Linked DNA regions of Mus musculus: regions 1, 2, 3 and 4 are each linked to region 5. A link is a loop called in an ENCODE intact Hi-C map of the cell type or tissue named here. Cell type or tissue: left cerebral cortex. All regions are shown on one strand.

Region 1 (5,000 bases), 100 kb before region 5:
ACTAAATGCTGAGAGCAAGGTGGCTCCTATGGAAACAAAGTGTTGCTAGGAAGCAACCCCACAGGCCTCACTTGCACTACACCAAAGGACTTCGAGAATATCTCTGGAAAAAGAACAGTGCCTGATAGCACTAGGAAGCTGAGGTGGGTAGGTCTGAGCTCAAGGACAGCCAAGCTTACAGTGAGATCCTGCCAAGAAAGTTCTACAGCTGGAACACTCAAGGCAGAGGAGGTTCTGAGGTCTGTTCATCTACCTGATGAGAACACATTTCAGGGTAGTTAATACACCAATAGTCAGCTCCCAGTACAGTGTCTATCACAAGGCCTCTGGACAATGTGTCTGCTTCCAGGTGTTCGGACAACAACCCACAAAAATACACCCATTTCACATTGTCATCTGCACTGACAGCTAGGGACAGACAACCAACTGAAGATCTTTTCTGGTAAGACTACATAGTCTACTACAGGGGAAGAACTTAGCCAGGTGAGTGGCAGATTACATAGCATGAAAGACGGAAAAGACCCTAATTAGAGAAAAAACAAAGTGTTCCATAAACCGCAGCAGTCAGACATGTGGCCGTGTCTGTAAGCCCAACACTGAGGTCCAGCCTGTGCTACCAAGTCAAGCCTTGTCTCAAACAGGGAGCTGAGGCATTGATCTCAAAGGCTCTCACATGTGTAGCTTCCTTGACAGCCACAGAATTAAGATCCCATCTTCCAACACCCAGAGAACTTCTACCTTCCACTACGACTTAAGGAGCCTCCCAGGGCCGGGCGTGGTGGCGCACGCCTTTAATCCCAGCACTTGGGAGGCAGAGGCAGGCGAGTTCGAGGCCAGCCTGGTCTACAAAGTGAGTTCCAGGACAGCCAGGGCTACACAGAAAAACACTGTCAAAAAAAAAACCAAACAAACAAACCAAAACAAGCAACCAAACAAAAAAACAAGCTCTCCTCCCCGCTCACCCTTTTTCCTTAGTTCTGGTTTGCCTTTCTTAACTGTGGCCATCACCATGTCCCCAACACCAGCAGCAGGAAGTCTGTTCAGCCGTCCCTTGATTCCCTTCACAGAGATGATATACAAGTTTTTAGCTCCTATAGGAAAAAAACAAACAAAAGTAAATTTTGTATGAGACCGGCAGAATTCACAATATAGAGTCAGCAAGGCTATACACCAAGTAACTCAGTCTCAGAAAAGCATGAACACAAACAAACCAAAACAAACCGTTTTCGTAAAACTCATCGGGCTTGTAAGTAATCTTTCAGAAGTGTCTTGTCACAACACCGATTGAAGTTAAACAACACAACACGTTGCCACTTCACCCAAAAGTGGTGTTTTTCACTCTGCCCCTTCTTGACGGCTCAGTGGGTCACTAGCAAAAGGCTCACTGAGTGCTTTTAAAAGGGGACGGTGGCAGGACGCGGCCGAAGGCCTCACCTGTGTTGTCTGCACAGTTGATCACAGCTCCGACCGGAAGACCCAGGGAAATCCGGAATTTCGCCCCGGAGGACCCACCGCGTCCTGCGGGGAGGGAAACAGACAGGACAAGGGTCCACATTCGGTCTCACAGTTCCCAACTATAACCCACCGCACACGCTTCGGCGAGGGCCGGCCGCTCCCCGGCTACCACGCACTTGTCACGGGACCCGGCCGTGCCCATTATTTGCATCCTCCTGCGGAAGAAGGAGACTGCGAGGCTCCAACCTCGTCTGCATTTGCGGGGACCGCAGATATCGCGCAGTCCCGTCGACCCCACGTTCTCCGTTCGGCCCCATGCTCCGCTCCTACACCAGCTCAACACCATTGGCATCGCCCTCTTTCAGGGCTCCCTCTAGGCCTCCGCGGTGCCCCCATCTTCTCTATCTCCGGCCCCGGGACTGTAAACTATCACCGCCGCCGGGGGCCGTCGCCAAGGGATGGGCGGGCCATCCCGCGCGGCAGATGCCAACGGATCCCCAAACTCAAAATTCCTCACCTCGCTTCGACATCTTGAACGCCCGGAAAGGGTCAGAAAGGAAGTTAGTACAGGGGACACTGGGATATGAACGGGAGGCCCCGCCCACTCAGCCACGTGACCGGACCTCGTCCAGCCCGCCTCCCTCCCCGGGTCGCAGCTAGATGACGTAAAAGGCCTGGGCCTCCGCGGGACCGTTCTGCGTGGGAAAGCTGCGCTTAAGATGTGTAGGGGCGAGTAATTTTGGGGCTACACCCAACGCCTCGGAAGTAATTGGCGATATGGACACATTGCCTTTTGGCTTTTTAAAATTTGCTTAACAGCTTCTTTTGAGCTCTGTGGCCAAGCCCCTCTCTGGATAACAGGGATTCGAAAATTATTGCTGCGGGTGTGGTGGTGCTCGCCAATAATCTCGGCATCGTGGGAGCTGAAGCAGGAGAATTGCGGCGATTTCAACATCACCTCAGCTACCCATGAGATCCTTCCTCAAAACAAATAAATACATGAGTAAAATAAATTCTTCTGTAAGGGTTCCTAAAGAACAGACACATGGGGCAAGAGCAAGTTCAGAATGGTTTCATTTGGCTGTGGAACAATTAAGTGGAGCGCTACAGATGAGTCTGTGTGTTTGGTACCATAACATTCTTTCGTCATGAGAGTTAACAATACTCTATTAGTGACATTCACACAGCCGCTCGGACTACAACTCAGTACCTTATTATTAATTATTCTTAGACTTAGCCCACAGCTAACCGTGACCGATTGATTGGCTTTGTTGCTTCTTAAAGATGTGCAAAATTTCGTAAAGCTTAAATATAGGATAGTTTATGCTTGCTTATAATCAAGATGGACAGGTTTTGTTTTGTTTTGTTTTGTTTTGTTTTGTTTTGTTTGGGGGGACAGGGTTTCTCTGTATAGCTCTGGCTGTCCTGGAACCCACTCTGTAGACCAGGCTGGCCTCAAACTCAGAAATCCGCCTGCCTGCCTCTGCCTCCCAAGTGCTGGGATTAAAGGCGTGCACCACCACGCCCGACTGGACATGTTTTAATTTATTAATATTAATTTCCCCTTTTACTACCTCAACCTCTCCCTATTTTCCTTACCTTCTGTTGAAACATTCATTCAAATGTGCGTTGAATACTTATATCAGGGCCAGATTCTGTCCAGATTACATGAGGGAATAAAATAGAGCATTATTCTTGCCTTTATGGGTTTTCCTCTGCCAGGGTAGAGGTTGGAGGCAGGTAATAGATACTAAATAATAGGAGTGGGCTGGAGAGATGGTTCAGCAGTTAAGAGCACTGACTGCTCTTCCAGAGGTCCTGAGTTCAATTCCCAGTGACCACATGGTGGCTCACAACCATTTGTAACGGGATCTGATACCCTCTTCTGGTCTGTCTGAAGACAGCTACAGTGTACTCATATAAATAATATAAATAAATCTTTAAAAAAAACCTAAATAATAGGAGTAATTGTGAGAGTTCCAGTATACAGTATATCGTTGTCAAACGGGAAGAAGTATTATGAAGAAAGGACAGTGAGGTATGGAGAGGTGAAGGGACAGGTTGCAATAGAAACATTAGTGCCTGATAGTTTGTCATCTCTCCTATTCAGATGCTATCCCAAGTTCAAGGCCACCCTGAACAATGTAGAGACCCTATCTGAAAATACCAAATACCAAATAGGAAAAATGGCTAGGGGGTGTCTCTCAGTACTGGAATACATGCCTAACATATGCAAGATTTGTTTGTTTGTTTGAGACAGGGTTTCTCTGTGTACCTGGGGCTATCCTAGAACTACCACTGAAGATCAGACTGGCCTCAAACTCAAACATTCACCTGCCTCAGTAAGACCCCCAAAGCTGGGCCTCTGCTCCTGGGATGAACTGGCCAGCACCCTAATGACTCGAGAGAAAACCGTACCTGATGCAAACTGCAAGAGGTTTTATTATCAGCTAGCTGAGGATGAAGTCCCTCTGCAGTGCAGGGCAGGGGAGTTCGACCCCGAGCTATAATGATAGGGGGCTGAGGAGTTGGGAGGAGCTGGGTGGAGTTCTTCTCTGCTGGGTGTCCTTGGTGAAATTTACAAGGCATAAGGAGTGGGGAGTGAGTTCTTTCTGAATTTTTATCTCCATGTCTTTGGCACAGGAAGCCAGACAAGTGCCTGGCTGGGTCTTTTACAATTATCGAATCTCTGGTTGTAAAGTATAGAAACAAAAAGGCTTTTTGCTGGCTATAAAGAACAAAGAGCTTCTTTCTGGCTGTATTTTTAGAGACCAGGGAAAACAAGCTTGGGGAACATCCAGGGCTTTACCTTCCAGGGAGAAAAGCTCTAAGTCGGAGTCTCACACCTCTGCCTCCCGAGTGCTGGGACTGAAGATGTGTGCTGCTGCAGCCACCAATACTGGGGAAAAAAAAGTGCAACATTTCATTTACTCTGTGTGTGTGTGTGTGTGTGTGTGTGTGTGTGAAGTCGTGGCTAGACAAAATGACCCCAGGCTTTGTAAGCCAGACCACTGAATTTGATCCCCAGAACCCTTATAAAGGTGGAAGTGAAAGACCCCCAAAGGGGAGACCCTCACTCAGACACTCAAGTCCCGGGACAGCCGCGTACCCAAGAAGACACTGAGACCATACATAAAATGTAGAAGGTAAGATTTAATAAAGTAGCAACATGAAAGCACACAGACCAGAGCTCTGGGGTCGAAATAAAGCAGCAACATGAAAGCACACAGAGCTCTGGGGTCGAAACTCATACACCTTTGCACAGGGTAGAGGAGTCTCGACGGTCAGCCAGAATTTTTCACAGGCTTATATAGTAAAACTCAAAGGGGGAGAACTGGGCAGGGAAAGTACAAGTTTACATCACTAGGGAGTTTTGCCAAAGGAATCTACGTAACTAAGGAGTCATGTCCTATCAAGGAATCTACGTAACTAAGGAGTCATGTCCTATCATTTGGCAATGTACCCGGTTCATTTTGAGGTTGTTTCAGGAGGCCTTTATCTCAAAAATGTTCTTGGTCGAACTTTAGGGTGAGGAGTTTTGGGGT
Region 2 (5,000 bases), 90 kb before region 5:
CAAACTGCCCTTCTAAGGGTCCTGAGTTCAATTCCCACCAACTACATGGTGGTACACAACCATCTGATGACCTCTTCTGGTGTGTCTGAAGACAGCTACAGTGTATTCATATAAGTAAATAAATCTAAACAAACAAACAGAAAACAAACAAACAAAACCCAAACTTGCCATAAGAACTTGAAATCATTAATCAGCAGGAAGCAATCTAATGATAATGTCATCCCTTTTTGACCTCTGACTTTACTCAAAGATTTCTTTCTTTTTTTTTTTTTTTTTCCGAGACAGGGTTTCTCTGTATAGCCCTGGCTGTCCTGGAACTCACTCTGTGGACCAGGCTGGCCTCGAACTCAGAAATTCGCTGCCTCTGCCTCCCAAGTTCTGGGATTAAAGGTGTGTGCCACCACGCCCGGCTACTCAGAGATTTCTTTCCTTCCCTCTTTATCCTTTTTTTTTCCTCTTTTATCTAGTGTTAGGGGGTTGAAAGGGTGAAAAAAAAAGAGGTGGAGAAGGGTGGAAGAAAAAGGAACACATAAGAAGCAAAAGATTGGCTGTGATGAACAAACAAAACAACAAAACCAATATTTAGATGGATTTATTTCTATCATTTGCATGTATATGTACCTATCTTTGCATGTATATGTACCACATGTGCACCTGGTAGAAGAGGCATCAGAGGCCCTGAATTGGAGTTACAGATGGCTATGAGTCACCATGTGGATACTGGAACTGTGTTTGGGCCCTCTGAAATGGAAACAAGGAGCTTTTAATTGATGAACCATCTTTCCAGTCCCCATAGATAATTTTTTAAAAATTGCCTAGGACTTTAAGTGTACTGTACAAGACCAAAACCCAAAATACCTAACACCCAGTTTACTGACATTAAATGCTTCCCACTAAGGAAATTGTAGAGCCAAGTTGTCTTTAGTTAGATTTCCTTATTTATTTATTTTTGAGGCAGGGTTTTTCTGTGTATCCTGGCTATCCTGGAACTCACTCTTTAGACTAGCCTGGCCTTGAAGTCAGAGATCCACCTGCCTTTGTTCCCGAGTGCTGGGACTAAAGGTGTGTGCCACCACCGCCTGGCTTTATTTATTTATCTATCTATCTATCTATCTATCTATCTATCTATCTATCTATTTATTTAAAGTACTTGCCTGTTGAATTAGCATACTTATAAGACCATATTGAGTCCCAAGTAGCTATGGTTCTCCAAACATTTTCTTCTTTATTGCCTTAGATAGTGGAGGAGCAGTAAGAGAAAATGTCTGTGTACAAACAGAAAGGTCAGACACCCAGGATGCTGTCAAACAGAAAGGATACCTTCAGCCAAAGCTCTGAAAGCAAAAGAAAAGGTATCCAATACATCCATCCTACCCTGCCACCTCAGAACCAAAATATGGCCGCTCAACCGAATCCCAGATGTGACGCCTTGAAAAGAGCAGCCTCCTAAGACAGTGCTGGGCTGCTGGACACTGGGAGACCACGCTGGTACTGGATGCTGATCTGGGGTACTCCTCCGGTGAATGGCAGATTTTCCCAGGCTTTGATGGCTAACTAGTGAGACTGTTCCCAAGTGTTAAACTGAAGAGGAGTGGATGAGAAGGAAGGAAGGAAGGAAGGAAGGAGGAAGGGGAGGGAGGGAGGAGGGGAGGAAGGGGCATTGTCTTTGGGGCCCTACTTTGAGCACCTTAATTAAACTGTGAAAAAAGCCAACATCATTCTGACCTCAAAAGGATTAGGAGAGAGTATTCAAGAGACAAACACGAGAGACCATGGCCGGGAACACAGTTTCAGTTCTTCTGTTTGCCATGTGTCCATGTGTTCAATATGATAACAATTCTATAACGCTTTTATAGAAATACAACAAGCCAGGTGTTGGTGGCACATGCCTTTAATCCCAGCACTCAGGAGGCAGAAGGCAGGCGGATTTCAAGGCTAGCCTGGTCTACAGAGTGAGTTCCAGGACAGCCAGGGCTACACAGAGAAACCCTGTCTCGAAAAATCAAAAAAGAAAGAAAGAAAAGAAAAGGCCTGCAATGTTTTCTGATAACCTTTTTTTAAAAAAAAGATTTATTTACTATATTTATGTGAGTATACATAATACAGTCCGTGAAAACTGTTGCTGTTCTTAGATTCACCAGAAGAGGGAGCCAGATTCTAATTACAGATGGTTGTGAGGCACCATGTGGTTTCTGGGAATTGAACTCAGTGCTCTTAACCACTGAGCCATCTCTCCATCCTTTCTGATGACATTCTTAGCCTTCAATTGGTGGGGTTTATTCCTGCATTCCATAGGGGTTTATCTAATAGTCACAAGGATGTGTGGTCAAGATGTGTAGCCCAGGCTAGCCCCTATAGAGATCTGCCAGTCTCTGCCTCTTGAAATTGCTAGAATTAAAGGTGTACAGAGCCTTTTTTTTTTTTTTTTCTCCTAGACAGGGTCCTATTTATTCCAGGTTGACCTTAAACTGTGGACTTGAACTTTTGGTCCTCCAGCCTCTGTCTTCCAAGTGCTGGGATTGCTGCTGTGTTACCCTGGAGCTCACTTCTCAGGGTTGTTTTGTGTATTTGTTTAGTTTTGAGACTGTTACTTAGTTACAACCTTTCGTCCTTCCTTTCCTTCCCTCCTAACCCTCTCTTACTCCCTCCCTGCTCTATTTCAAACTCTTTTGCCTCTTTTTCCATTATTATTGCATGCATGTGTGTATTTGTACATACATTTTAATTCCTAAATATAACCTGTTGTGTCCAGCCCATGCAATGTATGCATGTTTTTAGGCTTATCATTTTGAACTGGCCAACCCATTACTTTGTTCATCCCTGGGGAGGTCCACCCCTCCCGCCTCCAGCTTTACTCCTGCTGTTTGTTCTCTGTGTATGGTTGAGGTCTTGAGTGCTTTTTTTTTCCTACTCAGCTTGGCGTACTTGCCGGTGGGTGTCCTTGCTCAGTTCACATTTAGGTGGTCATATTGGTGAGTCTTTATGGGTATAGCTTCTGATGTTGCTAAGGAGACATGAGCTCACAGCAAACTCCCCGCTCCTCCGGCTCTTACAATCTTTCCATCTCCTCTTCTGCAACATTGTTTCCTGAGTCTTAGGTGCAGGGGTGTTTTGTACGCGTATCCATTGGCACTGGGCTCCACAATGCTGCATTTGGATTGGTAGTGCTTTCTGTAATGGTCTCTGTTGCAAAGAGAAGTTTCCTTGTGTAGGGGTGAAGACTACACTCCTCTGAGTAAAAGCCTATGAGAACACTGGCCGAGCATGCCCCGAGCATGTCCCAGCTCTGAGTTCAACTCCCAGGACAAAGCTTTGGGCTCATAGCTCTCATCATCAAAGACCTGTCTAAGATGTCTTCTCTGCATTTTGCTTTTGGAGTACTTCTTATGTGGAACACATATCTTGTTCACTATTTTAAAGTACATTGAGAGAGAGAGAGAGAGAGAGAGAGAGAGAGAGAGAGAGAGAGAGAGAGAGAGAGAGAGAGAAGAGGTGTGTGTGTGTGTCTAAATCTGAGGACAACTTACAGAAACTGAATCTTTCCTTGCACTAAGTGGCTCCCAGGGGTTGAACTCAAGTCTTCAGGTTTCACGGGAAGTACCCGCTGAGCCGTCTGACCACCTCACCTCTAGGTGGACTGTGTGTTTCTTGAGCAGGGAGATCACACTGTGTTCTTTGTGTCCTCCGAAGTCCTTGCTTGGTGCACTATCTGGTTCACCTAGAGCATTAGGTTGTGCTTCCTTGCCAATCTGAAGGCCAAGTAACTTGAATTATAATATCATTCCACAATCACACCTAGCTGCTGGGCTGAGGTAGTTGGGGGAAAGCACTTGTCTGTGCCAATCTGCCTATGTCTAAATGTTTTATTTAGCATCCCTACGCCTCTTTCACCCAAGTATGTTCATCTTTTTCCTTTCCAACATGACCATCCCACAGTTTCTCCTGTCTTGTGTCTACCACACTCTTCCCTCTTCCTCTTGCCTCTCTCAGCTGAAGACCTTGCCAGTAGCTTTCTGCAGAAAACAGATGCTGCGCTGCGCTGGGCTGTGCTGTGCTAGGTTGTGCTGTGCTGTGCTGGTAAACAGTAACTATAAAGAACCAATTGGTAAGGTTGCCAGCATTTTCTGTGTGTTAGAAATACACAGCAGCCAGGCGTGGTGGCGCATGCCTTTAATCCCAGCACTCGGGAGGCAAGCAGAGTTCTGAGTTCGAGGCCACCCTGGTCTACAAAGTGAGTTCCAGGACAGCCAGGGCTACACAGAGAAACCCTGTCTCGAAAAAGCCAAAAAAAAAAAAAAAAAAAAAAAAAAAAAGAAATGCAAACAGCTTGCCAGTTTTAAGCTACCTAAAGAAGTTAAGTCAATTTTCTGATTGAGCCAAACTCAGCACACTTTTGAGATAACAGCTTTCTTTTTTCTTTCTTTCTTTCTTTTTTTTTTGGGGGGGGGTGGGTGGGTGTTTTTGAGACAGGGTTTCTCTGTATAGCCCTGGCTGTCCTGGAACTCACTCTGTAGACCAGGCTGGCCTAGAACTCAGAGATCTGCCTGCCTCTGCCTCCTGAGTGCTGGGATTAAAGGTGTGTGCCACCAAGCCCAGCTGATAACAGCTTTCTTATCAAGTAAAGTATTGGAAATGACCAGAATTCTACTTTTGGACCAGACCTTCCAATTGAACTCCAACTGTATTCTCAACATCCGTCCCCAGTGTCTACCCAATGTCTGCTCTGTGCAGATTTTTGGACAGTGGTGGAAAATTCATGCTGAACTCCTGAGTTTGAACCCCAGTCTGGCTCACATTGGTACTGGATGCTGATCTGGGGTACTCCTCTGGTAAATGGTGAATATTTCCAGGCTTTTGTGGCTAACTAGTGAGACTGTCTCCAAACTTTAAAAGGAAGAGGAATGGAGAGGAAGGGAGGGAGGGAGAGAGGGAGGAAGGAAAGAACGAAGCGAGAAGAAGGAAAGAAGATGTGTAACAGCTCAGCTATGGTGATGCATGCT
Region 3 (5,000 bases), 180 kb before region 5:
TCAGATCTCCTTATAGATGGTTGTGAGCCACCATGTGGTTGCTGGGATTTGAACTCAGGACCTTCGGAAGAGCAGTCGGGTGCTCTTACCCGTTGAGCCATCTCACCAGCCCCTCTTATCTTTTCCTAACCTTTGGCAGTGGTACAGCCCTTAGCATGGAAAAAAGATAGAAGCCTCGACCTACCACTCAGTTCCTGAAAACAGAAATAAATAAATAAATGAATAAATAAAACAGTAATAAAGAATTTACAGACAGCAGCTCAGTAAGATGCTCACATCCGGAGCCAGACACACCCCCTTCATCTCTTACATCCCCAGCACCCAGAGCCAGATAAGCCTGGTCATGCACACAGGCCAGACAGACACTTGGCCAGACACACACCACCACATACACAGCAAGGCTGGAGCCAGGCTCCTACTCCACAGATGCAGAAGTCATTTCCACCCACCCCATCACATCCCTGCCTGAAACTGGAGCCACAGACATTAACCTTCTGCGAACCTCTAGTCCTCTCAGGGCAAATTATAATTTAAGTCTTCCAGCAACAAAGACAGGTCAGCGCCCCACCACCACTCCGCTATAGGGTCCGGGGTGGGGGTAGGGGGGCGCTACAGTAGGCATCTGACCTGTATAACATGTAACCTCTTCCACTTCAGCCTCTCTCCATTCCCATGGCAACAGCTCCATCAACCACTCAGGGAGTTCCTTTCCCCCTCCCCTGCTCACCTCCCAAGCCTTCAACTTGAACAGGATCAGGCGACGCGACAGCCGGACTGGATCCTGGAGGCTGTTTCCTGCCTTATTCCAAACACAGTTCTAAGTGTGCAAGCCCCAACCTCAAACCAGGGGAACCCCTGGGAAAACCTCTCCACCAAAATGCTACAACAGAGCTGGCTTTATGCTCCTCCGATTACAGTAATAACACCTTGGAGCAGGGATGTGTGTATGTTGGGGGTGGGGGTGGGGTTGTCATGAGTTTCGGGAACAGCACAACTGCAAGAAGTCCAGAGAGGGAGGCCCAAGACTGTGAGAGCCAGCTAAGAGAAGCCCCTCCCTCAGCGAGAGGAAGACCAAAAGAGACTGAGGCAACATGGGGGATGGCGGGAGCTCGGCCGGGGGCTACGAGAGACAAAGACGCAGGGACAGCTCTAGGTAACACCTGTACATACTTAAACATATTTAAATTTACACATACACACACCCTTCTCGATCAAGCAACCACAGCAATTTTGGATAGACCCGGGAAGTGAGGGATGGAAGAGTAGGGGGCTTGCCTAGACGCCCCTGGGAGTCAGGAAGGGCGCGGGGCGTCTGCAGGCTCAGGGTTCCCCGGGTTTCAGAGCTAGCAGCGGCAGAGCTCAAGGAGAAAAGAGTAGCCGCTTCCCTTTTCGCCTCCTGTGGCAGAAGGGCCAGCTCATCAGACCCCTTGGCCACTCATGAAAAGACAGAGCATGCTAAATCTCTCCTCACTCCCGTTCTTTCCCCTCCACCCTTGCTTCCCCGCGAAGCCTAGGTCAAAGGATCAGGCACCCCCAGTGACCGAGTGGCCACTCCTTCCCTCCCTAGAGCCAAAGTTTGGTGGGGCCCCGGGAGGGAGGTAGGGAAAAGCTCAGCCGAGGTGGTTCAGGGAGGGGGCGGGGCGCCTCGCACCGGGACGAAAGGGACCTCTGGGGGAGGTGCCCAAGATCCCGACCCCAGGAGTTAGGGCGCCCTCCCTCGGCCACCAGAAAGCCAAGTCCCCTTCCTCCGGGCCTCAAGTCCTCGCGCGTCTACCACGCTCACTGCCCACTCGGGAGGCGACCCTTGCCCGACTCGAAGGGGCCGAGCCACAGTCTGCTCCAGCTTGTGGAGATCCTCGGGTCGGGGGCGGAGGGGGGGGCGAGACCCACCCTAGCGTATGTCCCCAAAGCCCTCGTGGCCGCCCGGACCCTCCCCCTCGATACCTCGCAAGCAGGGTCTTAGCAGGGGGCTGCTGCACAAAGAGGAGGTGGTCGAGGGAGACTCCAAATCGTTAAGAGGGGGAATCCACTTCGGCCATCTTGGAAGGGAGGAAAGGAAAAAAAAAGAGAGAGAGACCGGGAACGAGAGAAAGAAAGGCGGACCGGGCGAGCTTGGACAGCGGCTGGCGGGGCGGGAAGGGACGCGGGCGGCAGGCCAGGCCGGGGCTCCCGGCTCCCATTGGGGTCTGCGGGGAAAGGTGAACGGGTCCCGGTCGCCAGCCCTAGACGCTTACGAGGTAGCAAGGAGGCAAGCGCGAGTCGGCGTCCGCTTACCTGGCTTCGGGGTCCGGTGGGTCTCGGGGAGGGGGGGATGGGAGGGAGGGAGGGAAGGGAGGGGAGGGGGACCACAGCCCTGTCGCTCGCTCGGTCGGCGGGAGGGGAGAAACCTATGATAAGAAAGGAGTTTGTAAGAGCAGCTTGGGGAGGGGAGGGGACCAGAGGGGAGGGGAGGGGCCGTGGGGGGGGGCAAAATGGCTTTTTTCCTCCAGACAAGAGTAGGTCCCGCCCACTACTCACCCACGTGACCTCATTCCTTCAGGATGTTTGCAGAGAGGGAAAGAGGAGGGGGAGAGGCTAGCTCAGCTGCTCCCCACCGCCTTGCGCTGGGCTTCCCCCAAACCAAGAGGAGACCACCTCTTATCCAAGCAGATCCCTTGAACCCGGAGGAAAGGTCCTATTGTGTTACCTTCAGTCATGAAACCACCACCTCCTCCTAAAATAAGTGTGTTCTCCCCACTTCCACCGACTCTGCGATCCCTACCCTAGCTGGGGAGCTTGGAAAATGGTGAGATGCAGACTGGGCGGAAATGTGTCTCGCGGCACCCGGTGCGTCGCCGCTACCAAAGGGCGCTTGGGCGGGGGACGCGGCGCCGCTGGCCACGCGTCCGAGTGAGGTTCGCTCACTCCAGCTGAATCCCTTGGGATTCCTAAGTGCGTGTGTGATCCCCCCCCGAGCGTGACCTCACCGCCTCCCCACACCGATTCGGGGTCCTCGCACCTCGCGGGAAACGCACGGTGGCCTCGGGGCTTGGCTGTGGCCGAGGCTGGCGCGCTCAGCGTGCTCGGGCGGAGAAGAATGGAACGCAGTCCGGGGCGGGGAGAGCAGCCCGAGACACGAACTCGGGCGCCGAGCCAGAGACACAATAACTAGCCGAATTCGAGAGGCCCCGACGCAATAGGAAGCGAGGAGTCGAGAGAGGACGCGCGCCTTTTCGCCGCCGGTGCGCCTCCCTCGCGGCCGCGGAGGGGCCGGCGAGCGCGAAGGTGGCTGGTGCCAGCCCACTCCGACTGTCGCCCTCGGCTCCACCCAGCGCTCGCTCTCCGGTCCCCAGCGGCTCCGGGCCCCGGGCAGAGTAGGAAGGAGAGCTAGAAGAGACGGCGCCAAGGAAGCGAATCGATTCTGCGTTACCACAAGAACCGTGGACCTCAATAGGTCGCTCGATTTCGCTGATTCGTTACTTATGATTTATTGGGGGGTGGCCACTGTGACTGTCCCTCCAAAGAGCTCGATTATCCGGCCTGAAAAGCCTTTAAGCGCCTGGTGGGTTGGCTCGAGTAAGGAACGAATCTTTGTCGAGCCTGCCTCCTCTCCTTGTTCCAAGCCTAAAGCAGTCCCGAAGTGAGTGCTTTTATACACTGGACCGCTTATCAGGAGCCCTGTGAAGTCTGTCCGCCCAGTGACCCCACCAGCCTCAGCTCTCAGCCTGCAGAGCCGAATGACGGTGTAAAGGAAAGGCAAGAGATTTCCGCTTAGATCGGGTGGTCCAAGTGGGAGCGGAAGAGGCCCCGGGAGGATCGGTCACTTGCTTCCCAATCCCTACATCGGGTACCACGAGCTCACAGGCTACTGTGGAAAGGGGTCTCGAGTTAGACACGCCCACTGTCATCACGGCCCATGTGTCCCAGCATCTTGAACTCTGCTAGAGCAAACACAATTGCTCAACGTGAAGGGTACTGCCTGGCTACCTTTTGTTTATTGGGGTGGGTATCCATTTGCTCCTCAATTATTAAGGTCCAGTTCCAAGGAAACCGCTGGAGAGTAGGGACACACTGAAGACCCACCACCCACTAAGACTCCAATAAATCATCTATGCTGGGATATTGCTAATCCCTGTGGTTCATCGGGAGAGCCGCTGACTTAACTGTCCCAACATCGAAAGTTCTCTGTGCCAACGGCAAGTACTGTTTTAGGCACAGTAGGTAAGCTGGGCTTTGACACCGAGCAGGGCCAGCGAGGGCAATAAGCTGGAAAAGTCCCTTCTCCATGTTTGAAGCGCCAGGTGATCTGCAAACATAGAAGAGGGAGTCCACAAGAGACTTCCTTTGAGCCAAATGTCTAGAGAACGGATGGAAAGAGTCCCTTGCACATCTTCCTCCTGCCCACCTTCTCCAGTGTGCTCAGCGAACATGAAGAGCGCTTATTTTCCACCAAGTCTGTAGCTTACCCTGTCCTCTAGTTGATTGCCACACGTAGTGAGCAGTCAGAAATCAGAGGTTCCCAGAGAACAGGAACCCAGAACATCAAGGCAAGGACCAACGGGCATCTGTTGCCATCGGAAACAAGAGCAAGGAGAAAATCCCTTTTAAATGGTGGCACTAGTTAGAGAGAGTCGTTCCTTCTTGCTTTTGTGTAGCTTTACTTCTGTGTCCCTTACACCTCTCCCTCTTGCAAACGATGCCCTTTGTTGATCTCTGTATTTATTTCCCCATCTTCCGCACTGTCTACTTAGGCCCCCTCATGGTATGCCTTTCTCTGTAGATCACAGCTAGGTTCTTCCTCCTTCCACTCTTTTATCCCTCACTTTGTTCCTGTGGTTTTTTTCCTGACTGTTTCCATCCACCGGGACAGATTTCCTCTTTCAAGTTGCTATCGTCCACTGATGCAGACAATGGGAAGCTGTCCAACCTCCGCAGCAAAATTTATTCTTAATCCAAGGAAAATTGCATTGTTAAACATGGCAGTGAGACAGAAACTTGGCTTTGCCTTTCTGTCATCCTGA
Region 4 (5,000 bases), 83 kb before region 5:
CCTGTTTTAATGACCCAGGGTCGAATCAAGATCATACTTGTATTGAAACGTATTTTTATTGTCATTGAAGAGAGGAAAAGACTCTGAGGGGGCACCCGGATTTGAACCAGGGACCTCTTGATCTGCAGTCAAATGCTCTACCACTGAGCTATACCCCCGCACCGACGCGCAGCTTGAAGCAATCTCTTTTCAGTCTTAAGATGCTGTCGCAGCTGCTACACAGGTAGAATAGGGGCAAGAGAAAAGAATGGAAGAGCAAAGGCGGCCAAGCTGAAAGCAGAGGATGCCTGAATCCGAAGAATCCATGGGAAAGCTGCAGCGCAGAGGGGCGGGGAGGGTGAACGTACGGAGGTGCTGAGTCCAAAGGGAAAGGGACAGGTACCTATGTGGGAGAGGATGTGGGCGGGAAGGGAACTAGCTGGGGGGCGGGGCGGGGCAAGGGGTGGTTTCCCCGCAGGTTGATGCTGGGGACCCACGGGTTTAAGGAAAGTCCCCCAGTCTAGAGAATCTGTACTATCCCCACCATCGTCGGGTGCGTGGGGTTGCCCCCTCTCATGGGAAATCGGGCTCTGCCACACTCGCGTCTGTTTCTCCAGCGCGGGAAGGGCCATGGCCCGGGCCCGTCCTCGGTCGCGGAGCCCAGGGGCACGTGCACCCCGAGAGCTCAGGGGCTCCTGCACTCCCGTCCCGCAGTCCTCCCTGGAACCCGCCCCCACGCAGCCCCACGTCGCCCGGGGAGCGCGCCTGGTCGCGCGCGCCTCTTTCCGCGCCCGAGGCGCGTCCCCGCCCTAGCCAGTGCAGCCCCTCCTCCCCACTGTGTTTATTAGGGGAAGGAGGGCGGAGGCGGAGGCCAGTTCCCCAGTTCCAGTCGCCGTCGCCTGCACAGTTGCAGCCGCCGCCTCCCACCAGCTCGCCCAAGGAAAAGGGAACGCGCGCGAATACGGGCGTCCCCGCCCCAGTCTTTCCCCGGAACCATGAACCCTAACTGTGCCCGGTGCGGCAAGATCGTGTACCCCACGGAGAAGGTGAACTGTCTGGATAAGGTGAGCTCGGGTACCGGGCGCTGCGAGCTAGCCAGTGCTAGTGCAGCTCTCCATCAGGGGAGGAAAGAGGGGCCGGGTCTTTGCGGGCTCTTCCCTGCGCTCCCCAGAGCAGGTAAGGAAGGCGGGAGGCGACTTGGGGTGTGGGGACAGACCCCAGTCTGGAACCTGGGAGGTCCAAGGCGAGGTGGTGAGCAGCCACCGCTGGAGATGGGTGGCCTCTGTGCATCGAGGTTAGGAGGGCTGGAAGGAAGGGCGGAAGAGCACCAGGGAACCGGGTTCCCCGGGTGTGTGCAGGAGGTTAGAGGTGCAGTCCCGCCCCCCGGGCCGGGAGTGAGAGGGGAGACGGCCGCTCCCTTTCCCCGCGGCGGCCAGCGCCAAGTAGGCGGAAGCGCGGGGCGCTGGGGGGAGGGGGCGGCGGGGGCGGGGCGGAGGCTGGGGCCGGCGCTACCCGCCCGGCTTGGGCTGCCGGTAGCCTGGCTTCCTGGCTTGGAAGCTGCGTCGGGTCCTTCGTCCAGCGAGTGTCAATTGTGGTGAAAGGGATTTAGGGGCAGCGCCGGAATCTCACTGCGAGACCCCCTCTTTTTGAACGACCTGCTGGTCCCCTCCTTGCTTTTTTTGTGGTTGGGGAACCCGCAGACCTCCTTCATAGCTTCCCCAACCCCCAATTCAAATTGCAAGCCACTCCGGGTGATCGGCTGCCCAGTCGGAGCTGGGCGGGGTAGGGAGTGGGGAGGACGCTTCTTGGAGATCTGAAATTGTGCTCAGCCTGGAGACCAGCTTAGAGAACAAAGAGCTAACTTTTCAGAGCTGTTTTCTCCGATGGAGGGTGGGATTGGCCGAGTTCTGAGGAAGCAGACGAAAAGGAGTTTTTTAAGAGGAGGGGGGTAGCCTTCTGGAAATCAGCTGGCCCCTAGGGGCTCTTACGCATCCCCCGGCCCAGGCTGGACCCGATCATCTGTTTGCCATTACACTTTTGCAAGGGGGACTGAAGGGTAGATCTGGGTGTTTCCGGTACAGTTTGAGATGGGACCCTTCTGCCTTGTTCTGAACCCCATAAAGTCTAAGACAACCCGTTTCTTCTCTTGTGACCCCCTCTGCAGGGAAGCCTTTTGGCTCCTCATAGATACGTTGTACCTGGCTCTCCAAGCTGGATCTCATTCTCCACGTTTATGGCTGAACTGGACAGAAGCAGGCGCCTCAATGAGGCGATCTAGTTTTGTTGGAAAAGGATACTTTGTTTCTCCGGGCTAGGGTTAGTTCCTTCTTAGGAACCTTTGGACATCCCCCGCACACCCTCCCGGTCCCGGTCAGGAGGTAGGGACTTGTAGTTTTGAAACATTTGAACTTTTTCTTGAGGAAAGAGATGTGGGGCTTGGCTAGGTACCAGGATAGGAGGAGCTTAAGGGAAGGTGATGGCCTGCCCAGTCACTGTACCGGCCTCTGGACTTGTGCTTGGCACTCCTAGATGAAGACACCCCACCCCCAAAAAAGAAACCCTGTCCTTACATGAGGGTCTTTGTCGTCCCTGGGACCAGATATTTTGAGCCCTGCATTTGCGGCATTCTGGGCCAGCAAATGGGCTCCCCTTTTGGTCCCCAGTAATGAATGGTGAGGGGCAATGGATGATGGAAGGATTTGCTAGCTTGGGGGTTGGGAAACTTGATCTTAGTCCCAGGTCTGTGCCCATCAACTTTATGAATGGTTCTGGGCCTCAGTATTCCCTGTCTGTCACCAGATGGGTATGGATGATGTCATTGCCTTAGGAGGTGGACAGTGCAGGGAGTGTGGTCAAGACTGGCCATTTCTCTCTTTTCTGTCCCGCATCCAACCACTCCCCTTGTAAAGACCTTCAGTGCTGTGTGTCACAGGGAAGGGGGTGGGGATTTTATGTGATAACTTGTCCTTGCTAGAAGAGGATATTCAGGTCGGGGTTGCCCTGGGAAGAGGGAGTGGGTGATTTCTTCCTGGTTTTAGAACTCCCCCTAGCGGAAGTGGCCCTGGAGAGCCATCTGCCTTTCACACCCCTCCCCCACCCAGACTGGAAAATCCAGGTATTCTGTCTCTTCAGTCCGTGGCCTGCAGGCAGTAGGAAGCTAGAGTTGGAACTCTGGAGAATGCTGGGCAGAGACCTGGGTGTGGGCAAAGTTCAATCTCATAGGCATGGTTGCTACCCAACTTTCCAAGGCTTCTCTACAGTCAGGGAGAATCCACTTAGACTGGCTTGATTTACTGCGGTCCCCGATGATGGCATGCAGCCTGCTGAAGCTGGAGCGTAAGCTGTTCTTAATGCTCAGTCTTTTCTCCTCCTTGAGCCTTATCTCTCAAAGGCATTAGTGGGTAAACCTTGTCACCAATGAAGGCCAGTCTGTCCCCAACCCATCGAACCAGGGTGCTCTGCCTGCTGGATAAATATGCAGTGTTTGAGGAAGGAGGGTGAGGTTTGTTTCCCTAGAGGGTTTCTGGGATTAGAGCAGGAAAGAGAAACAGGGTGACCTTATTCATTTGACAAATATTTATTGAACACTTACTTTGTATCTAGTGACCTACACTGTTGAGAATCTTGCCACATCTTTCTCTTTCTCCCTCAGCTTTTAAAACCAGGTGGGGACTGAAAGGAAGGCTAGGGACTTGTTCACTGGCTTGCTTTGGAATGTCCAGTTACAGAGGGCCTCCTGCCCTGAATGGCTCTGTGAATGTACTAAGTCGGTGTAGCTGAGAATAACATTTTTGTTTTTGTTGTTGTTGTTTGTTTTATTTTACATGGCTGGATGTTTGCCTACATGTGTGTCTGTGTACCATGTGTGTGCCTGGTATCTGAGAAGGCCAGAAGTAGTGTTGGATCGCCTGGGACTGGAGTTGCAAAATCCTGAGAAGCCACCATGTGGGTTCTGGGAATGGAACCAGGATCCTTTGGAAGAGAAGCTTTTCTTTGGAAGAGAAGCTTTTTCTCTTAACCACTGAGCTGCCGTTCCAGTGCTCCCCCCCCCCCCGCCTCCCCCCGCCCCCTCCTGACCTCGGGTTTTTGTTGTTAAAAGTTTAGAATACCCTGGTCACTTTAAGACCAGGCCATTCATATTCAGGTACTACTGAAGTGTACGGAGCTGGCCAGCCTCAGAGACCCGAAGGGATAGCTCCAGTAATGTGAGCCCTATAAGTCAGTGTGTCCAGTCTTTTGATATTGGGACATGACATTGTCATCTACAAAGTTCTCTATAGAGAATATACAACCACACTGCACAAATTGCAAAAAAAATTTTTTTCTTAAAATATTTTAAGTAAGTTATAATGTTGTAATATTGGGCTACTTTCTGGCCGCACCCAATCCCTGACTTTGGTTTGAAATATGCCTCCCTAGAATGGGAGGCTGATGGATGGGATGTCCCCCTCCTTTTAGCCAAATTTTATCTTTCTTTTTTTAAAATCCTCCTACTACCTCAGCTTCCTAAGTGCTGGGATTATAGTCATATGTCACTATGACTTACAAAGTGGTTTTTTTTTTTTTTAATTTTTTTGCAACAGCGGCTTGTATAGCCCAGGTTATTTTTGAATTCCCGATCCTCTCTTACTTCCGCTTCCCAAGTGCTGGGCTGACAGATGAGTTCTGCCGCCACATCCAGTTTTGCTTTGGCTGAGGATTAAACCCAGGGTTTTGTCCTTGCCTGTTAGGCAAAGCCCTTTACTACTAATTAAACTCCTGTTCTAGCTTCCGAACTTCTGGCTGTTTAGGTCTTCTGCTGGAATATTTGCAAAAAAAAAATATATATATATATATATTTTTAAATTTATATTATCTTTTCCAAAAGTGGGTCCTACTCAGGCAGCACGGTGGTATATATCTTTAATCTCAGCATTTGGGAGGCAGAGGCAGGAGGATCTCTGAGTTTGAGGCCAGTAGCCTAGGCTACATATATAGTGTATTTCTAGGCCAGCCAGAGTTACATAATGAAACCTGTTGTG
Region 5 (5,000 bases):
CTGAGTTCCAGGCCAGCCTGGTCTACAGAGTGAGTTCCAGGACAGCCAGAGCTATACAGAGAAACCCGGTCTTGGAAAAAAAAAAAAAAAAAAGCAGTGACATTGAAGTTTTGGAAATTTCTATTCACATCAAATTATTTTGTAGGAGATCTGGGAAAAGAGCTAACTATGTGGGTCCTGCTTCAGTCTTCCAAGTACTGGGATTAAAGGTAAATTACCACTGTATCTCACTTAAAATTAAATTTATACTGTCAAATAAGAGGTGAATAATACAATTCCTTCCTTTCCAGTTTTTGTTAATAACAGTTACAGATAAGTCTTAGGAAGGGTTTACAGGGCTTGATTTTACAGTCACTTCCTAAAGGGAATTTGTTAAATATGATATTAAAATCATTGATTATTTGCTTATACTAAACAATAACACTTTAAAGGCAAAGTAAGCATTACGCAGTGACTTTGTATTAGTCTACTCTTCTAGTTAAAAAACCGTACCCTTTGTTTTGGAACTCCAGTCTAAGGTCTCTGAAGGAACTGGAGGCAAGAAAGACATTCCACCAAAGAGTTACAATATAGCTGAAAAAAATATTGTTTTTTTTCTATACAAAGTAACTTAAAAACCACATTGATACTTATCTATCTTGTTATGTTACATCTTAGTTTACAACAAGTCAAAATTGTTACACATTTGAAAACATTCATCCCAGCACTCCGGAGGTAGAGGCAGGCTCATTTCTGAGTTCGAGGCTAGCCTGGACTACAAAGTGAGTTCCAGGACAGCCAGGGCTATACAGAGAAACCCTGTCTCGAAAAACAAAAACAACAACAACAAATAAAAAACCCCAAAACAACAACAACAAAAAATTGTGAAGCAGGGTGGTGGTGGGAGGCAGAGGCAGGCAGATCTCTGGGTCTGAAGCTAGCCTGATCTACAAAACTATTTCCAGAACACCAAGGACTACCCAGAGAAATCCTGTCTCAAAAACCAAACAAACAAATGACTATAGTTGCGCTTTACTTCAGATTTCAGTGAAATTTCAGATTAGTAATTGTGAAAATGGCTACCTTTACACAATATGTTTATTTTTATAAAACACAGCTAAGTGAAAGAAAACTAAATTCACTCATGTATTTTGGTGTTTATATTACTGTGAAAATTGTATTTATGTATTCATTTTCGACAAAAAAGTAAGGACTCATACTATTTTGTAATCTTATTACAATTTAATTCAATGCCAATACATGTATTTCTACAAGAATATGTATTTTAATATCCTCATGTAATTCCAAGTGGAAGAATTCTGATTGACTTAATTAAAAAGGTTGTTATTAATTTTAATTTTTCTTTTGTTCTCTTTCTTTCTTACCTTTTTTTTTTTCCTTATTTTCTCTGTGTAATAATGCTGGCTGTCCTGGGACTCACTCAGTAGACCAGGCTGGCCTCACAGAGATCCAGTCACACAGATCCATCTGCCTCTGCCTACCAAGTGTTGAGATTAAGGGCGTGCAACACCACTGCCATGCTTACTACAGAATTTTCAAGTATTTTTACTATAATAAAACATAAATTTGCTTTTTCTTCCAGAAACTTCCATCCTAGTCAGACTAGTGTGGGGCTAAACAACCTCCTCCCAGGGGTCTTTATCACCTATTAAGGGTATAGACATAACGTGTATGTATAATTTTTCACTTAAATCTCTGAGAGAAAAAAAACAAAAACCAACTGATCCCAGTTATTTCAAAACTTAGACTCAACTGGCGAACAGCTATAGTCCCAGCAACAAGGGAGACAAAGGCTGAGTTCGAGGTCAGCCTGGTCTGTGGGAGTCTAACAGTGCAAGTCCCACAGCAGCTGGGGTGGTTTCACAAAGAAACACTGTAGTGGAAACAAACTAACAAACAAACAAAAAGCCAACAAAACAAAAGAAAACAAAACCCCAACATTTAAGTCTCCCTTTCCTCCCTCAGACCTATTTTAGGGGTGGAGGAGCGCAGGATTTTGTGGAAACAGTACCTATTTCCTACCAAACTCTTCCTGCTTTCCCCTTAGCCTGAAGGTACGAAGCGCACAAGCCCTGTGACAATGGGATACAGTTTTTCCCTTGTGGCTCCCCGGCGGGCGTGGAACTCTCGAGCCTCCTGCCTCGGCCTCCGAGGAGCCGGTGACAGGCAGCACTGCCCCGCCCACGCACCGAGAACGGGGCGGGTCTAAGGGCGCCGACCTCGTCCCTGCCCCCACACCCTCTTCCGGAGGGGAAAAAATACCCCAGCAAGTCACCGCGCTTTGTCTTAACGTTCCTTTGCCAGCGCTAAACACCGCCAAAGAGGTCACCTAGGGAACCAGAGCAGAAACTGGCCCGCATAAAAATCAAATAGGACCTGCTGAAAAACACGCAATTATTTCTACCGGAAGTACTGGGGAATATAAAACACTTGTTACCACAGATTTCGACAGTTTTTCCGGCTACAGTATCACAGGAAAGTGGGATTTAGTCGTCTCGTCCCACCATCCTCAGATTTCACAAATACTTAAAAATAAAAATAAATAAAAAATTAAAAAAAAAAATCTCCTCAGGCTTTTCCCGCCAGATAATGGGGGCGGATCCTGCTCCGCTCTCTCCGCTCCGCCCCGGAGCTGCGTCCTCAGCTCTCGGGCGCCCCCGTCGCCTCAAGTAGATTTTAGAATTCTCCCAGGAGCCCCAGCGGGAGGAGGCTCCGCCCCCTCATGAATATCGAGCAGCCTCGCCTCCTCTGCCCCTCCCCTCATGAATATTCAGAGATCTCCCGGGAACCCTGCGGGCGGAGCCTCACCCTCTCAAGAAAGGATGAGACGCCGGGATCCTCGGCTCTTTTGCCTCCTCTCTTGAATCGCTCGGAGCACTCCCAGGAGTCCACGCACGGGAGGAGGCCCCACCCCCTCGCGAATAGAAAGAAACCTCGGCTCTTCAGTCTTTCCCTTATGAATACCCAGAACCTTCTCGGGAAACGCCCCCAAGCAGGCCACGCCCTCTCATGAATACTAAGCAGAGGCTCCCATGGTGCCCTCCTGTTCAGGGATGTTATTCGGAGTGAGGCCCTTAAAAGCCCGTGCTACCTCCATTTTAGACACCAAGTTGCTGAACGGGAGAAACGGGAGCTCTTATGGTAGGGTAAGTGGGGAGGCTGTAAATGGAGATCTCAAACTTGGAGGAGTTATACGCTCCACTACGTTTTTTTACACTCAGGTTTTAAAAAAAAGATTTTATTTACTTTACGTTTAGGAGTCCACTTTTGCTGTCTTCAGACACCCAGAAGAGGGCATCAGTTCTCATCACAGATGGTTATGAGCCACCATGTGGGTGCTGGGAATTGAACTCAGGACCTCTGGAAGAGCAGTCAGTGCTCTTAACCACTGAGCCATCTCTCCATCCCTACACTCAGTTTTAAGGCAGTTTCCGATTCACTCTTCCCCTGGGCCAACAGGATCTGTCACAAGAGCTTTTCATTAAAAAGTTGTTAGATGCCTGGTGTGATGGCATTTCCCGATGGAGGCAGGAGGCTAAACCAGCCTAAGCTACTTGAGAATCTGGCTCAACCACCCCACCCCCAAAGCCCTTAATATTAAATTCTCATTTATTTACAGATTCTGTGTCTTTTTCTTTTCTCTTTTTCTTTGAGACAAGGTCTTGTTGGGTAGTGCTAGGCTAGCCTAAACCTCTGACTCTTGCATGAGCCAGTTACAGTGCTGGGATTACAAAAATCATGATCCAGTATGCAGGGCTTGATTCAGATGGAAGCCTGCAGTGGGGCAGGCTGTCTGGGAGGCCTTAAAGATATAACAGAATGATACATATTATTTGAGACTGGGTCTCTTGTAGTCCAGGCCTCCTAGACTCCTCAGGTACATAGGCATATATATTCAGGAAAAACACCTATCCACATAGAAACACAAGAAAACCAAACAACCAGTTAAAGTAGATAACAGATACCCTGACTTCCCTGGGTTGGAGTAGCCTAGCGGTAGAATGCTTGCCTAGAACACACTGGAGCCTAGTTTCCACCCCTAGCATCCTCAAAGTCCTGACTTCCCTCTTCTAAATCTTCCTCCAGGTTTCTTTTGGAAATCTGTACCTCTTAGATGTTGGGAGCATTAGCATTAGTATGTACTTAGCAGATGTGAGGTCCCAGGTTCAAACCCCCACCCTACCCCCAAAAAGCAAAAAAAAAAAAAAAAAAAAAAAAACCCACTTTACATGACTTTTTCTGTAGCCATACTTACTTCCCCAAGTGGTGCTGTAACCTTGAGATGACCTGTCTCGTATCTCATTTACTAAATTAGGACAGATACTTCAGTACTACCTGCCCCCTGCCTTCCTTATCCTGTACCTTAATTCTTGTACTCAAACAGCAGATGAAATAATAGCTGAAGGAAGGCTTGGGTGCAAACCTGTCATTCCAACTACTTGGGAGGCAGAGGCAGGAGGATCACAAGTTCAAGGCCTTCCTTGGAGACACGGGGTTAGGTCAAGGCCAGTCTGAGGAAGTTGATAAGACCCTGTCTCAAATAAAAAGTAAAAGAGAAGGCTTGAAGGGACTAGTATCTGCTCCAGACACCCCAAGCCAGCTTCTAGGCACAAAGGGGATTTATCTGCCCCAGAGGGCAAAGGGCAGGGAATAAGAGACAAAGATAGGAGGAGGGAGAAGGGGACAAGGGAAAGGGGAAGGTATATTTGTGTGGTGGTGGGGTGTAGGACAACATGCCTCTGGATAGAGAGGAGACAGACATGGCCATAGGAAAAAGGCAGTTTATAAAGGGGAAAGGGAAAACCCAAGTTAGGGTGAAGTATTGCATTTTAATTGGGCATGTTAGTTAGGTGAGCCAAGGGGGTCTTTTGATAGCTGGACCTTGGTAGTGAGCCTCAGGAGGAGGAGGTGGACAAATAAGAGGATAGACCTTAGCTTTAGGAAAGTAATGGAGGCCGGGTGTGGTGGTGCACATCTTTAATCCCAGCTCTCAGAAGGCA

The links. Peaks named below come from ENCODE experiments on the same cell type or tissue, not always from the same donor. Only the 100,000 strongest peaks of a DNase experiment are listed, where the experiment ranks them.
Region 1: it touches region 5 in a loop (6-fold over the local background); 33 of 42 quality-filtered maps call a loop at or near these places.
Region 2: a loop joins it to region 5, with 7 times the contacts of the local background. A loop is called at or near these places in 34 of 42 quality-filtered maps.
Region 3: a loop joins it to region 5, with 3 times the contacts of the local background. A loop is called at or near these places in 4 of 42 quality-filtered maps.
Region 4: it touches region 5 in a loop (3-fold over the local background); 34 of 42 quality-filtered maps call a loop at or near these places.

Annotation. Positions count from the first base shown.
Region 1 is chr11:97,780,372-97,785,371 of GRCm38, forward strand. Rpl23 (ribosomal protein L23) reads right to left here and starts at 2,068. Exons shown (of 5, transcript NM_022891.3): 1 at 1,973-2,068; 2 at 1,435-1,518; 3 at 963-1,091. The coding sequence starts at 1,985. Snora21 (small nucleolar RNA, H/ACA box 21) reads right to left here and starts at 1,395; the gene lies at 1,268-1,395. In left cerebral cortex, no CTCF peak of the experiment used is centred here; a DNase peak (open chromatin) is centred at 2,090; H3K4me3 peaks cover 2,362 bases; H3K27ac peaks cover 1,547 bases.
Region 2 is chr11:97,791,205-97,796,204 of GRCm38, forward strand. No RefSeq gene overlaps it. Among named protein-coding and RNA genes, the nearest start is that of n-TCgca56, 3.4 kb to the right of the region's middle. In left cerebral cortex, a CTCF peak has its summit at 2,141 (motif pointing right); a DNase peak (open chromatin) is centred at 2,152.
Region 3 is chr11:97,697,262-97,702,261 of GRCm38, forward strand. It overlaps Pcgf2 (polycomb group ring finger 2), which reads right to left and starts at 2,387. Exons shown (of 10, transcript NM_001163308.1): 1 at 2,275-2,387. In left cerebral cortex, a CTCF peak has its summit at 1,722; DNase peaks (open chromatin) are centred at 1,131, 1,705, 2,150, 2,540 and 4 more places; H3K4me3 peaks cover 3,539 bases; H3K27ac peaks cover 2,546 bases.
Region 4 is chr11:97,798,820-97,803,819 of GRCm38, forward strand. Lasp1 (LIM and SH3 protein 1) reads left to right here and starts at 746. Exons shown (of 7, transcript NM_010688.5): 1 at 746-1,043. The coding sequence starts at 975. n-TCgca51 (a tRNA gene) reads right to left here and starts at 158; the gene lies at 87-158. In left cerebral cortex, a CTCF peak has its summit at 3,020; DNase peaks (open chromatin) are centred at 164, 775, 1,329, 1,725 and 5 more places; H3K4me3 peaks cover 3,887 bases; H3K27ac peaks cover 4,236 bases.
Region 5 is chr11:97,881,486-97,886,485 of GRCm38, forward strand. Fbxo47 (F-box protein 47) reads right to left here and starts at 2,669. Exons shown (of 11, transcript NM_001081435.1): 1 at 2,438-2,669. In left cerebral cortex, CTCF peaks have their summits at 2,644 and 3,296 (motif pointing right); DNase peaks (open chromatin) are centred at 2,221, 2,800 and 3,514; H3K4me3 peaks cover 1,800 bases; H3K27ac peaks cover 1,369 bases.